Regions from separate parts of the Homo sapiens genome. Here region 2 is linked to region 1. A link is an interaction called in ENCODE POLR2A ChIA-PET data of the cell type or tissue named here. Cell type or tissue: HepG2. All regions are shown on one strand. Each heading gives the region's core, and the rest is flanking DNA. Links, peaks and the distances in the headings are about the cores only. Region 1 holds the start of LOC105370943 (a long non-coding RNA gene). Region 2 overlaps INO80 (INO80 complex ATPase subunit).

Region 1 (10,247 bases), core at 3,046-7,045:
GGTTGAGCCCTTCCCCCTCCCCCACTGCCACCCTCAGAGGGCCGAGCTTTTGAATGAAGGAGGAAGCCCTGGACCCAGATCCAGCCAGGCGAGCTGGAGCCAGGGGCAACTCTGGCCTTGGCAGGAAAGTCAGGCCTCTCTCCTCTACCGTCAGGGACCCTGCTCCTGCGAAGATTGTTATCCACGGGCCCACATGTCCAAGGATAGGGAGAGGGTCCTGGGCTTGCCTTCTCTCTAGTGGGGCAGGAAGGGCAGGCTGCCCCCCAGCTGCAGGAGAGAGGTCCCATGGCCCTTGGGAACTGATTCTTCCCAGGCCAGAATTCTGAACGGTCAAGCAGCCCTGTGGGACCAGGATGGCAGAACATGAGTAAAGACACCTAGGAAGGGTGGGAGCACACGCGAGACCCAGCTCCACTAGATGGTGTGACTTTGGGCAATTCCCCAAACCTCTCTGTGCCGTGGGCGCCCCCTGCCCGCCACCATGGACAAATTGATGCCTGCCTCACCTACCTAAACAGCCATGTGGTGAGGATGTAGACGAGAGAAAGATTCTAATTCAATGTCAGGGGTTCTTATGACTCCGTCAGAAGGGTTAATGCAGGTGTCTCAGTACCTATGTGACACAAGTGGGGCCTCCAAGACGAGCAGACCAGAAAGCAGAGGCCATCACCGGGCAGGTTCTGTTAGAATGACACACTCTGGGCCAGCACGTGCATGCACACATACACATGTGCACACACACACTCTCTCTCACACACACTCTCACACACACACACAGTCACACTCAGTCACACACAGTCACACACTCACAGTCGCACACACACTCACACAGTCACACACACTCACAGTCACACACACACACTCACGCAGTCACACACAGTCGTACACTCACACACAGTCACACTCACACAGTCGCGCACACACACACACAGTCACACACAGTCACACACACACAGTCGCACACACAGTCGCACACTCACAGTCACACACACACGCACACACACTCACACACACACACACAGGCTGGGTGTTCTTCCTCGATAAACTCTCACTTTCTACGTTGGGTGCTGCGGTCCTAGGATGGGACAGGCTGCCTGGGCCTTTGGGGTAGGAACTGGCAGCACAACCACCACAGCAACAGGGCCTTGCCTAAGATGACCAAGTTTCTTTTCAAGTTAACAACAACAAATAGAACGGCTTCAGATGTGGGTTACTCGATTGTGGTTGGCAATGGATTAAGAAAATCATTTGCCCCCTCAGGCCCTGGATCCTCTTGTAGGGTGATGGTCTGCTCCGAGAGGCTCTCCTGCCTTCCTCTATCTACACAGTGGGCTCCACAGTGGCCTATATGGGGCCAGTGAGGCATTTGTTGGGGGGATGGGAGGAAATATGATTTCTATTTTGATTTATTTTTTAATTAAAAAACAATTTGGGAGGCTGAGGCAGGTGGAACACCTGAGTTCAGAAGTTTGAGACCAGCCTGCCCAGCCTGGCCAACATGGTGAAACCCAGTCTCTACTAAAAATACAAAAAATTAGCTGGGTGTGGTGGCGGGCGCCTGTAATCTCAGCTACTCGGGAGGCTGAGGCAGGAGAAACGCTTGAACCTGGGAGGCGGAGGTTGCAGTGAGCTGAGACTGCCCCACTGCACTCCAGCCTGGGCAACAAGAGCAAAATTCCATCTCCAAAAAATATATAAATAAATAAAATATTTAATAATAAATAATGTTTTAAAATAAATAATATTTAATATGTGTTTTGACTGTAGTGTATAATCTATGCATAAATATTCACAATCAAAAAAGTTTGGGAGGCCAGACACAGTGGCTCGCGCCTGTAATCTCAGCAATTTGGGAGGCCAAGGCAGGAGAATCTCTTGAGGCCCCAAGTTCAAGACCAGCCTGGGCAACATAGTGAGACCCCCATCTGTTTAAAAAAAAAAAAAAAGTCTGGAGACCACCATCCTGGAAGATCAGTGAGGGCTTTACATCCTATTGGAAGCCAGTTTCAGGCTGGGTGCTGGGGTAGGGGAAGGGAGTGTGGAGGAGGGGCTGGTGCGCTCCAGGTACAGGACCACGCAGCAGTCTGGATATTCCTGGCCACCACTGGTCCCCACGGCCTCCTTCTCCCTGTTCCCCCTTTAGGCCTGCGTAAGTCTCAGGGGTTCTAGGACCCTAGCTGCCAAGCTCCCTGCAAGGGAGAGAGTGGTCCTGGGTGACCGACACACTCCCCTGCCCCTCAGGCTGGCTGATGTGTGGCTCAGTGAGGCTAGGGTCCTTGTAGCTGCCCTGCATTCCATGTCATCCCCAGGAGAAAAGTCCCTGGCGGGAGGCGGCCCTCTGCCGGGAGGCTGTTTCCTCAAGCAGCCAAGGTAAGAAGTGGGGGATTTCCAGCCCAACCCGTGGGGCTGACTTCAGTACTGGGGGCTCCTCTCCTTTCTCATGCAGCCAGGCTGGGGTGAGCACACAAACGCTGGAGTTAGACCTGGTTGTGGGCAAGAGCATGTGGGGGCAGTGGAGTTAGCTAGGCCTGAAAGCCTGCAGCTGCCACGCCCTGCTCAAGAGAACCCCAGGGCTGTACCTGCAACCAACAGAGACCCAGCCCTGGAAGACCCCAACAGGCATCTCAGGGAGGGGACAGGGGTCTGGAAATCCAGCACCATACTTACTCATGGGCTTGTGGGGAATGACTCAAATTGATGAATGCCCCTGCTTAACCCCAGGTTCTGCCCCAGGGCTGCTGGGCGGGCCTGGTGGTAAGCGAAATGGCAGGTCTAAATCTCATCTCACAAGGCAGCATTAATTAGCCAGCACTTCCAAGGATGCTGGAGAGTCAAGGGAGCCAAGTTGGACCCATCAGGAGCTGGGAGCCAGAAGCCCCACATCCCAGACCATCTTGCCCTGAAAGCTTGGCCCACAGGAAAGGGGAGCTATCCCATACAGCATTCCCTCTATCCCTGCACTGCGCTCCGCTGGGCAGGGAGGGTGGGTGCAATCCTGGAGGCCAAATGGAGGAAGAGGGAGGAAGCCATAGTGCCCTGGTGATGGTGGCACACATGGACGTCCCAGCTCAGGCCTGTGGAAGGGCTTAGGAAACAGACTTTTCCTCTGCTCTTATTGAGTCTCCTGTGCCTCAGATACGCTTGTGAATTTTCATTTCATTACCCAGCTCATATGTTTGCTGAGTACACATGTATGTGCAGGCCTGTGTGATTGAGACATGCCAGGTCAAGGAACAGGCAGGAATTTATGCAAGGTTGCTGAGCAGAAGGAGAGGACCTGAAAAGTGAAATAATAGTCCAGCCACCACCATTGTAGGCTAGCAATGTGTCAAGACCTGAGCCAGGGGTTTTACATGCATTATTACCAATCTGCCCAGCAGCCAACCCTCTGAGGGAGGTATTATTATCTCCATTTTATAAATCGATAAATTGAATGAAGCTTAGAGAAGTTAAGTGACCAGCCTGAGGTCATGCGGTGAGCAAATCTAGGCCAGGATTTGAACCCGGTCAGTCTAAGGCCAAGCCAGAGATGTCTCCACCCAACTCTCTTGGTGTGGTCCTCCTCCATTACGCCCCATCTGTTCCTTGTCTCTGAGGCCCTGGCTGCCCTGGTCTGAGGTAACAGTTCCCTCCCCTCCTCCTCTCCCCTCCCGGCCAGGCAAGGTGGAAACACAGAGTTTGTTTGAGGCCTTGTGGAGCCCGAGAAGCAGTGAGCAGACCTTCACACCAGTCCAGGCCGGGTTCAAAGAGGGTCTGGCTGGCCCTGGGTGTGGGGGGGATCAGCTAGGGCTGAGCTGGGGCAGCTGTTTACAGTAAACAGAAAGCTCTTGAGGAAGGAAGGAGGGGAGGGGCTGGGGTCGTCATGGAGACAGGGACGAGCAGACAGGCCTCAGCCTTGATCCACAATGACTGGTAACGCATCCTTGCCTTCCAGAGCAGAGGAGGCCCAGGGAAGGTTGGGACAAGTCAGCCGGAGCAGGAGAGGCAGGGGCAGACAGGTCTGGCCCGGGGCAGACTCGCTAAGAACACACTCCCACCTCTTTGTGCCTTTCTACTTATTATTAACAATCACAACGCCTGCTTCTTGAGTTCTCACAGTACGTCTGGTGCGAGGCCCTTGAGAATATGTTTTCTTATTTAATCCCAACAATAGCCAGGTGGTAGGTACGATAATAGTCTCTAATTTATAGATGAGGAAATTGAGGTTCAGAAAGGTTAAGCAATTTGTCAAGGTCAAACAGCTTGTAAGTGACATAGCAGAAATTCCAGATCAAAAACTCTTTCCACCAAGGCGGGTAGGAGATGAGCTAGCTGGTGAAACTCTGAGCCCCTCAGATGGTGGGGAAACTGAGTCCCTTAGGTGTTAAGGGGACTTTCCCAGGCTTCTGGTGTTAGTCAAAGAGATTGCCGGGAACAGAACCCATCTGTTCTAGCCCTAACCACTAGACCACACGGCTTCTCCATGGCTTCAGCTGGGAAGGTCCAAAGAGAAACTCCCTTTCTAGCCCCAGTGTGGAGTGTAGACTCTTCCCCAGCTAACACGGTTATCCCTGCGGAGGCCAGGCTGGGCCAGGGTGCAGTGGGGGATGCTGGGGGGTTTCTGCCCACACATATGGTTTCCAGATTCCAGGGGATGAAAAGGAGGCCCTTAGGGGCGGAAATGGGGGATGTGTGATGACAAATTTAGACTGATTGCTTAAAAAAAAAAAAAGAAGCCAAGAAACCCTATAAAATAAAAGCAGAAATTCCACTAGAAAACCAGAGGGAGTTATTTGATTGTGAAACTGAGTGCCACGAGGCGTGCATAGTTTAATGTGGAACAATATCTAGGGTTCTTCCAACTTTGACTGTTCAGAGGATGCCGGGGAGGGAAGGAGGCTCTGTCTGCTGTTCCTGCTTCACCTGCTGGGGCCTGGGACAGGGAGCTAGTCGGGAAGGACACCTGGGAGGATGTCTGGAGTCGGGGCACTTGCAAGCGTCCTGCCGGCTGTGGCCAAGGATCCACACTGGCTCACATGGAGAGCGGCCCAGTGGAGGCTCCAGCTGGTCCGCACTGAGAGCATGGGGAAGGATGAGCTGGAAGCTGGGGGTTTGGGGTATCTCTGAGTTCCAGCCTTAGAGGGAAAGACCAGGAACAAAAGGTAAAAGAGAGAACATCTGCCTGGTATTCTGGTCGGCAGCAGGCCCAAGGGGTCAAAGGTCAAGGGGAGGACAAGGGGGACTTCCTGAAGCTCCCGGGAGAGTGCCAGCCAGGCCGACTGTTGTGCAAGTTCTGGGCTGGCCTGCGAGGGCAGGCTGGCAGAGGAGTCATGCCTGATCAGCGGCCAGCATGGTGTCTGCCCAGCCCTCTTGGCCTGTCCTATGAGACTCCTGGAGCTGGAGTAGTGCCCTGTCTCCTTTCCTTCAGGGAACCAGGACCCCCATCCCAAGGAAGCACTCTTGTCCCACCTGTGGCCATATTCTACATGCCTGTGGGCTTCCTCTCATTCTCATCCTGAACCTCTTTTCCTTAGAATCGCCATTGTTCAAGAAACCAGAAAAACCTACTCAAGCAAGCTTCTTTCTTCCAATTCCACTCTGATATCTGAAGAAGTCAGAGGGCCTTGTGAGGGATGAGCTGGGACAGGTCTCAGGGTCCTACGCCTACAGAAAGGAGGTGCAGAGTAAAAGGGAAGAGGGGCAAGTGCCCAGGGCTGCTTGGGCGCCAGGCCCTGGGCTACCTTGACAGATGGGCGGCACCGCTCTCATTTCAGCCTCACAAGAGCCTTTCCAGGTCTGTAACAGTTATTCACATTTTACAGGAGAAGAAATTGAGTTTCCAAGGGCTTGATTAGCCTGATGCTGGTAATGGCAGAGCAGAGACTTGCACTTGCTCTTTACAGATTATGTCCTTGTTCCTCGGTTCAACCCATTTTGGCTGGAGATGGAAAATGAGTATAAAGAAGGACCTAGGATGGTGCCCTGCTCACGACCAGCATGGGAACACAGTTAATCAAGGCTGAATCTCACGGACAGGGGCAGGATCCAGGATGGAGCCTCCTGTTAGCTACCAATTTGTCTTCTGCAATTCAGCAGCTGTAAAGTCAGGAGGTGGGATCAGCAGCACAATGTCTTTCAAACTCGGTTCCTGGGCATCCTGGCATCTTATGGATATCGTGATAGGGGGCCGGGCACAGTGGCTCATGCCTGTAATCCGGACACCCTAGGAGGCTGAGGTGGGAGGACTGCTTGAAGTCAGGAGTTCAAGACCAGCCTTGGCAACCTAGCAAGACCCCCGTCACTACAAAAAATAGAAATAAAAATTAGCCAGGTGTGGTGTCTGTAGTCCTTGCTACTCAGGAGCCTGGGGTGGGAGGATCACTTGAGATCAGGAATTAAAGGCTGCAGTGAGCTATGATGGCGCCACTGCACTCCAGCCTAGGCAATAGAACAAGGTGTTGTTTCTATTAAAAAAAAAAAAAAAAAACAGAGAGAGAGACATTGAGATAGGAGTGGAGAACAGGCTGAGTGAACAGGAGTGTGGGTCCCTCCAGCCCAGTTTCCATCGGAGAATCTCAGCATACCAATTTCAAGTACTGGACATTCATGAATGTTTTTATTTGAACAAGGCTTCCACAGCACTTTATAGTCTCTATCTGAGGTCTCTGCAGCTCTGGCCTGCTGGGAGTTGTGAACGGTTTAGGTCCTGGCCTGGGAAGAGAAACCAGAGGACCTGGTAAAGGAAGTAGGGTTCACCTTCTAGCCCTGTGGAGATGCCGCGAGGGAACAGGTCAAGGGTCAGAGCTGGGAGATCATGCCATGGAGGGAAGGTGAGCTGCAGCCACCTGCCTCTGCACCTGGCAAACACAAACAGACCTTTGGCCACAGCAGCCTGGGAACCAGAAGCAGCAGCCACCTTCCGGGGGGCCAGACCAGTGCCCCTTTCCCTTTTCTCTGCCCAAGCTTATTCTCAGTGGACATGGGTTGCTGGCCACCAAACTAAGGCCGCGCAGCCTCTCCTGACCTCACGGTATGGTTTCTGACTGCTCAGTAAGGGCTGGTTCAAGGTGAAAGCTGAGCCACGGTAAAGCTGCTCAGGGAGAGGAAAGCACCCAATTACTGGGCATTCAGAGAGTGGGGCCAATCCCCTTGAAATGACAACCCTATTTTGTGACCCTTTTATTGGCCATCCTGGACCAAAGTTTGCCCCTCTGCCTCAGTTTTCCTTTTGGGAATCCAGGCATGAGAATGGTGGCCCTCTCCTGGTGGCTTCAGCACGTATGGCTCCCTGAATATCATCTCCATGCTCCAGGTGGAGGAGAAAGCTGAGGGCTCCAGCTGCCCAAGCACCAGAACTTTCTAGCATCCTCCTATCCCAGTGCCCGCCCCAGGCCTGCCTCTGACCACCATTCACCCTCAACCTGCTGCAGGGCCCAGCCTCACCCCACATAAGCAAAGCTGCCAGCAGCGTCCTTTGTGGTGCTGCTCCCGTGTGGCACTGCCTAGGGGCCCCACCATGGGGCAACAGATGGACCTATGGTCTCTCCAGAACAATGGTGGGGGAGGGGCCCTGGCATCGCCCGCCCCAAACAGGAAGCGCTGCATGAGCTTCAAAGGGCTGGCAGGGCCAAGGGGCTGAGTGGGGGAGCCAGTGCCAGGACTGGCGGCTGCCTGAAGAGATGCCTGCCAGCCTCGGGATGCCCAGCCTGGTGGTGGAGGTGGGGCTGTGGTGGCCAGGGCAGCTGGCTCTTGAGCAGAAGATGTCTGGCACCCTGAGGACAGCAGCCTGTAACCTGGGAGCAGGTTAAGGAAAGAGGGCATGGAGTTTGCTGTTTCCCGGTTCAACTGCCACTCGCCAGCGGGGCTGCAGGTTCTTTCCCAGGCCGCGGTTGGCCTGGCCCTCCGGCAAGTAAGCATGAGGGGCAGGGCTGGCACCAAGCCCGCCGCCCACTCCCTGCCTCCTGCTCCCAGCTGCTCCGCTCAGAGCCTTTTCCTCTCCACTTCCTGTTCACACAGGGGGGGGCGGGAAGTGGAGGGAGGAAGTTGGGGGGAGGCGTGTAGGGGGGACCCATTGAATAAAAGGAATTAACCGTTTCCCTCCTCTGACCTCTGGGAATTTCCGCCTGTGAAAGTGTCTCGAAGAATCAGTAGGGCTGGGGGAGTGGAGGGGAACTGCGCCCCCTCTTGGTCCCCTTCCCCCACCCGGTGGCGGTGGGGCCAGATAACTCCCTCTGGGCCCCTAACCTTTGTTTCCCTGGCGCCAGGGGGCAGCGCCAAGTGCGGCCTGGAGCCTGATGGCCTCGAGCCCCCTCCCAACCTTTGGGGTGGGTGCCAGGCACCAGCCTGCGACCCGAGCCTTTGGGGGAGGGGCAGGAACTAGAACTGGTGGTCTCGGGGGAATGAGCTCACATCCGAGCTGGCCACGCTGAGCCCTGTGCCCTCTCCAGGGCTGGTGCCCTTGGCCAGTCGGCCGCGGTGACAGGAGAAGGGAGGGAGAGGCCGGGCAGGCAGGGCCTGGGACTCTGGGCCGGCACACCCTCCGGCGGCCACACCCCCAGGAGCCAGGGTAGGGAGCGGTGGGCTCGGGAAGCCGGTAGACGGCGCCCCCTAGTGCCCACTGCAGACTCGGCGGGGCGGCCCCCAGGGCCCTCTCCAGGGCGGGCCTCAGGAAGCACCTGCTCCCCAGGACCAGTGGCCGCCCTGCGTCTCCCCCAGGTGGCTTCCTTGTTTACAGGCCTCCTGCCCTGGTCCCAGCGTCACTGCCTGTGGCCACTCCTTCTATTTCCAGTGACCGCTCCAGGAGTAGCTCATTCATCTTGGCCCCTGCCCACGCAGCTGCTCCCCCACCCCACCCCCCTCTGGCCCTCCAGGCTTAGGGCCAAAGCCCTGAGGGCCTCCGCTCTGCTCTCCATTCCATGTCTTGCTTGGCTTCCAGGGATCTAAGAGCTGTGGCTTCCCGTTGCCCTGACTCACCGGAACCCTATTCTGTCCCTGCCAGGGAAGCCTGGGGCCTTTTCCCAGGAAAGAGGAAGCAGCCTAGGACCAGATGGGCTGGCTTAGGAGAAGACAGAAGGGGCAGGGGTGTCCCAAGCTGCTTTAGCCAAGCCCTCTGGGAGCAGGGAGCAATAGGGCAGTGTTTGTTTAACTAACAAGTATTAGGCACCCATTATGTGCAAAGACAGAGGCCCCAGTCTGTTTTCTCTAAGAAAGTGACCCCTTCAGAGGTAGGCTAAAGCTTTATACTCACTGTCAGGGGACAAAGACCCTGAGCCCTCAGATGACTATGGTAGGTGTAAGGGGAGCCTAGGCCACATGGGGAGAAGGAAGCAGGAGCCCTCCAAACCTCCTGGGACAGTGCGAAGAACAGAATTAGGATGCCCTCTACTCAATGGGACCCCTCCCCCACATCTGCTCCCACTTCTGCTTCTGGAGGAAGACGGGAGTCTGAGGGGTCATCAAAAATGGGCAGCTTCCAGCCCTCTCAGCTAACAGAGTCCATGAAGAGATCCTCTTGTTTTAGTGGTTAGGGAATTCTGCAGCAAAGTTCAACCTGTATTGCCAGAGATAAAATTCTTTAAAAAAAAAAGGCGGAGGGGTTCTAGCTGGGCACAGTGGCTCATGCCTGTAATCCTAGCACTTTGGGAGGCTGAGGCAGGCGGATCACTTGAGGTCAGGAGTTCGAGACCAGCCTGGCCAACATGGTGAAACCCCGTCTCTACTAAAAATAAAAAAAGTAGCCAGGCGTGGTGATGTGCACCTGTAATCCCAGCTGCTAGGGAGGCTGCGGCAGGAGAATCCTTGAACCCGGAAGGCGGAGGTTGCAGTGAGCCAAGATTGTACCACTGCACTCCAGCCTGGTGACAGAGCAAGACGCCATCTCAAAAAAAAAAAAGAGGGTTCTTGCTCTGTCACCCAGGTGAAGTGCAGTGGCACAATCATAATTCACTGCAGCTTCCATCTCTTGGGCTCAAGCCATCCTCCTTCCTCAGACTCCCAAGTAGCTAAGACTACAAGTGTGAGACCCCATGCCTGGCTAGGAAGAGGATTAGACTGGAGGGGAAAGCAGCCTGCAGTGGCCAGCGAGGTTGGCCTGACTGCAGGAACTGTCTTGCCAGCTGACAGATCACACCCAGAGAGCTGGGCAGTGCACTGTGAACACCGGTCCATGGGGCAAAGGGTGCTCTGCTGATGTCACGGGGAGACCCCATTCCAGGACTCCCTAGGATTTAGCCACAACTAAAGATGTGTAATTTGTGGGGAGGAGCAGG
Region 2 (4,000 bases), core at 1-4,000, 160 kb before region 1:
ATTTGGTTTAACATAGATTTTTGACAAATCATACCATCAGTACACATCCTATCATTTACGGCATTTCTCTTTTCATTTAAATCTATTGTAAATAATTCATTTCTTTTTTTTAATACATGTCTTGTTTTTGTTTTTGTTTTGAGATGGAGTCTCACTCTGTCGCCGAGGCTAGAGTGCAGTGGCACAATCTCGGCTCACTGCAACCTCCATCTCCCAGGTTCAAGCAATCCTCCTGCCTCAGCCTCCTGAGTAACTGGGATTACAGGTGTCTGCCACCATGCCCAGCTAATTGTTTTGTATTTTTAATAGAGAGAGGGTTTCACCATGTTGTCCAGGCTGGTCTCAAACTCTTGACCTCAGGTGATCCACATGCCTGGGCCTCCGAAAACGCAAGGATTACAGGCATGAGCCACCGCACACAGCTGTTGTTTTTTTTTTTAATCAGAGTTTCACTCTTGTTACCCAGGCTAGAGTGTAATGGTGCAAACTCTGCTCACCGCAACCTTTGCCTCCAGGGTTGAAGTGATTCTTCTGCCTCAGCCTCCCGAGTAGCTGGGATTACAGGCATGTGCCACCATGCCCGGCTAATTTTGTATTTTTAGTAGAGACGGGGTTTCTCTACTGACGATGTTGGTCAGGCTGGTCTCGAACTCCCGACCTCAGGTGATCCACCCATGTCAGCCTCCTGAAGTGCTGAGATTACAGGTGTGAGCCACTCCATCCAGCCCATTTTGCTTTTTTAGTAGAGGCAGGTCTCACTATGTTGCCCAGGCTGGTCTTGAACTCCTGGCCTCTAGTCATCCTTCTGCGTCAGCCTCCCAGAGTCCTGGGATTACAGGCACGAGCCACCAAACCCAGCCAGTTCATTTTCTTAATACTCTAAAGTCTGATCTCTAGTCTTAGTCCAGCTTATAATGTCTAAGGTAGATAATGTGAACATCGATTTAATTAATTCAGAGGAAAAGAATTCAGGTTGAAGTAGGGGGTGATCAGGGAAGTATTTGGCATCCATTGGGCAAGACATTGATTAGATTTAAACAGCTGCTTAGTTATGAAAAGTTGGAGGAATTTAAGAAAGAATGAATAGGATTTATTGTTTGCAATTTAAAAGAATTGAAAATGAGTTAAATATGTGTTCTGTCCCTAAAGGAATATGATAATGAAGTTGCACAGTTAAGATAGTATTTTGGAGATTATATATCAAAATATGTTGACATGATCTCTGTGATTTTGGGTCTCTGTAATAGTGATGGGTTTCCTGTAGTTGGAGCTTGGGATAGGGTAGAAATGTGAGGCAGGTATTTTTCTGGCTTATGCTTTGTATGGAATAGGAAATTGTCTGGGATTTCCCACTTTGAGGCAGCTTTATGGCTGTGGTCCCATTTTGTGGCTAAATTGTAGATGTAGAAACTGTATAAGGAGTGTTAGGATATATAGCTTTTAATTTGACTGACTCATTTTCATCTTGCTGAGATGATGATGAGATCATTCTAATGCAGTTTGTTGACTATTTTCTCTTAAATTGTTTGTCTTGTGGAATGGTGATCACCATCTTTTTCTGCTTTTTTTTTCATATGATGTTCAGTATATATTGAACAATGCAGATCTTGAAAAATAAAAGATCTTGGCCGGGCATGGTGGCTCATGCCTGTAATCTCAGCACTTTAGGAGGTGAGGCGGGTGGATCACAAGGTCAGGAGTTTAAGACCAGCCTGGCCAAGATGGTGAAACCCTGTCTCTACTAAAAATACAAAAATCAGCCAGGTGTTATGGCGGGCGCCTGTAATCCCAGCTACTCGGGAGGCTGAGGCAGGAAAATTGCTTGAACCCGGGGGGCAGAGTTTGCAGTGAGCCGAGATCATGCCACTGCACTCCAGCCTGGGCGACAGAGTGAGAATCCGTCTCAAAAAGAAAAAAGAAAAATAAAAGGTCTTAAAATTTTTTCACCAAACCACTTAAGTTTTCAGTAGCTCTTCCACTGCTGATAGATGGCAATGTGATATTACTAATGTCATTGATGCCTTTCCTTTGACTTTATAAGTATGCCTGAAACAGAGCTATCATTTGCATGTTGAACTTTCTTTCGATATCCTAATTTAGGATTATATACCCTGTGGGTGTTGCCACCTCTTTTGATTTTTTTTTTTTTTTTTGCTTTTTTTTTTTTTCTTAGAGACATTTTCTCCTTCTGTCTCCCAAGGTGGAGTGCTGAGACGTGATCATAGCTCACCGCAGCCCTGAACTCCACCTCAAGCCATTCTCCCACATCAGCCTCCCAAGTAGCTAGGACTACCGGCATGCAGCGCCACACCCTGCTAATTTTTTTTTTTTAATTTTATGGTGCCGTCTTGCTATGTTGCCAAGGCTGGTCTCTAACTCCTGGCCTCACACAATCATCCCACCTTGGCCTCTTAAAGTGCTGGGATTATAGGCACGAGCCACTGCAGTTGGCTTGATTTTTTTTTTCCTAGTGCCCCAATATATTTTTTATTGTGACAAAATACATAGAACATAGTATTTACCATTTTAACTATTTAAAAATGGGCTGGGCCTGGTGGGTCATGCCTGTAATCCCAGTACTTTGGGAGGCCAAGGTGGGAAGATCACTTGAGTCCAGAAGTTCAAGAACAGCCTTGCCAACGTAGACCTTGTCTCTACAAAAAATTTAAAAGTTAGTTGGATATGGTAGTGCATGCCTGCAGACCAAGCTTATAAAAAAATGGGCCGGGTGCGGTGGCTCACGCCTGTAATCCCAGCACTTCGGAAGGCTGAGGCAGGGGGGTCACCTGAGGTCGGGAGTTCTAAACCAGCCTAACCAATGTGGAGAAACCCCATCTCTACTAAAAATACAAAATTAGCTGGGCATGGTGGCACATGCCTGTAATCCCAGCTACTCGGGAGGCTGAGGCAGGAGAATCGCTTGAACCCAGGAGGCAGAGGTTGTGGTGAGCCGAGATTGTGCCTGGGCAACAAGAGCACAACTCTGTCTCAAAAAAAAAAAAAAAAAAAAAGTACAATGTAGTAGCATTAGGTGCATTCACAATCTTGTGTAACCATCACTGCTGTCTAGTTTCATAACTTTTTCATCAGCCCAAACAGAAGGCCTTTACCCACTAAGCAATCACGTTCTATTCACCTTGTGCTGTAGCCTCTGGCAACCACAAATTTGACTGCTGTGGCTGGATTTGCTTATTCTGAACACTTTGTGAATGCTGTTTCTGTCTGGCTTCTTTTACTGAGTATAAAGTTTTCAAGCTTCATCCATATTATAGCATGTGTCAGTGCTTTATTCCTTTATATGGCTGAGTAATATTCCATTGTGTATATATATATCACATTTTGTTCATCCATTCATCTGTTGATGAATATTTGGGTTGTTTCCACCTTTTGGCTGTTGTGAGTAGTACTGCTATGAACATTCCTGTGCAAGTTTTTGTTTGAACACTTTTACTGTTTTCACTTCTTTTGGGTATGTACCTATGAGTAGAATTGCTAGGTCATATGGTAATTCTACTTATTAAGGAATCTTCCACCTGTTTTTTTTGTTTTTTGTTTTTTGTTTTATGACACAGAGTCTTGCTCTGTCGCCCAGGCTGGAGTGCAGTGGCGTGATCTTGGCTCGCTGCAACCTCCGCCTCCCAGGTTCAAGCAATTTTGCCTCAGCCTCCCGAGTAGCTGGGACTACAGGGGTGTACCACCACACCCAGCTAATTTTTGTATTTTTGGTAGAGACGGAGTTTCACCATGTTAGCCAGGCTGGTCTTGAACTCCTGACCTCAGGTGATCTGCCCTCCTCTGCCTCCCAAGGTGCTAGGATTACAGGCGTGAATCACCGAGCCTGGCCTGCTACCTGTTTTTGAATGGCTGTAAACTAAGAATAGTTTTTACTTTTTAAAATTATTGATAAAAAAATAAACTTTCATAGAATGTGACATACAAAGTTGAAAGTCATACGTATTGGAACACAGCCCCACACTGCACTCTTTTTCTACCTTTTTTT

The links. ChIA-PET counts read pairs that join two places held together with the same protein. Peaks named below come from ENCODE experiments on the same cell type or tissue, not always from the same donor. Only the 100,000 strongest peaks of a DNase experiment are listed, where the experiment ranks them.
Region 2: POLR2A ChIA-PET joins it to region 1 with 7 read pairs; 8 of 35 experiments call an interaction of 5 or more read pairs at or near these places.

The regions. Positions count from the first base shown.
Region 1 is chr15:40,904,862-40,915,108 of GRCh38, reverse strand. It overlaps LOC105370943 (a long non-coding RNA gene), which reads right to left and starts at 8,300. Exons shown (of 2, transcript NR_135836.1): 1 at 8,224-8,300; 2 at 5,758-6,280. RefSeq lists enhancers at 7,325-7,454, 8,644-8,938 and silencers at 7,665-7,724, 8,375-8,714, 8,644-8,938. In HepG2, for the core only: no CTCF peak of the experiment used is centred there; a DNase peak (open chromatin) is centred at 5,218; H3K4me3 peaks cover 1,421 bases.
Region 2 is chr15:41,065,000-41,068,999 of GRCh38, reverse strand. The region is part of intron 14 of INO80 (INO80 complex ATPase subunit); the gene reads left to right. Among named protein-coding and RNA genes, the nearest start is that of INO80, 49 kb to the left of the region's middle. In HepG2, for the core only: no CTCF peak of the experiment used is centred there; no DNase peak of the experiment used is centred there.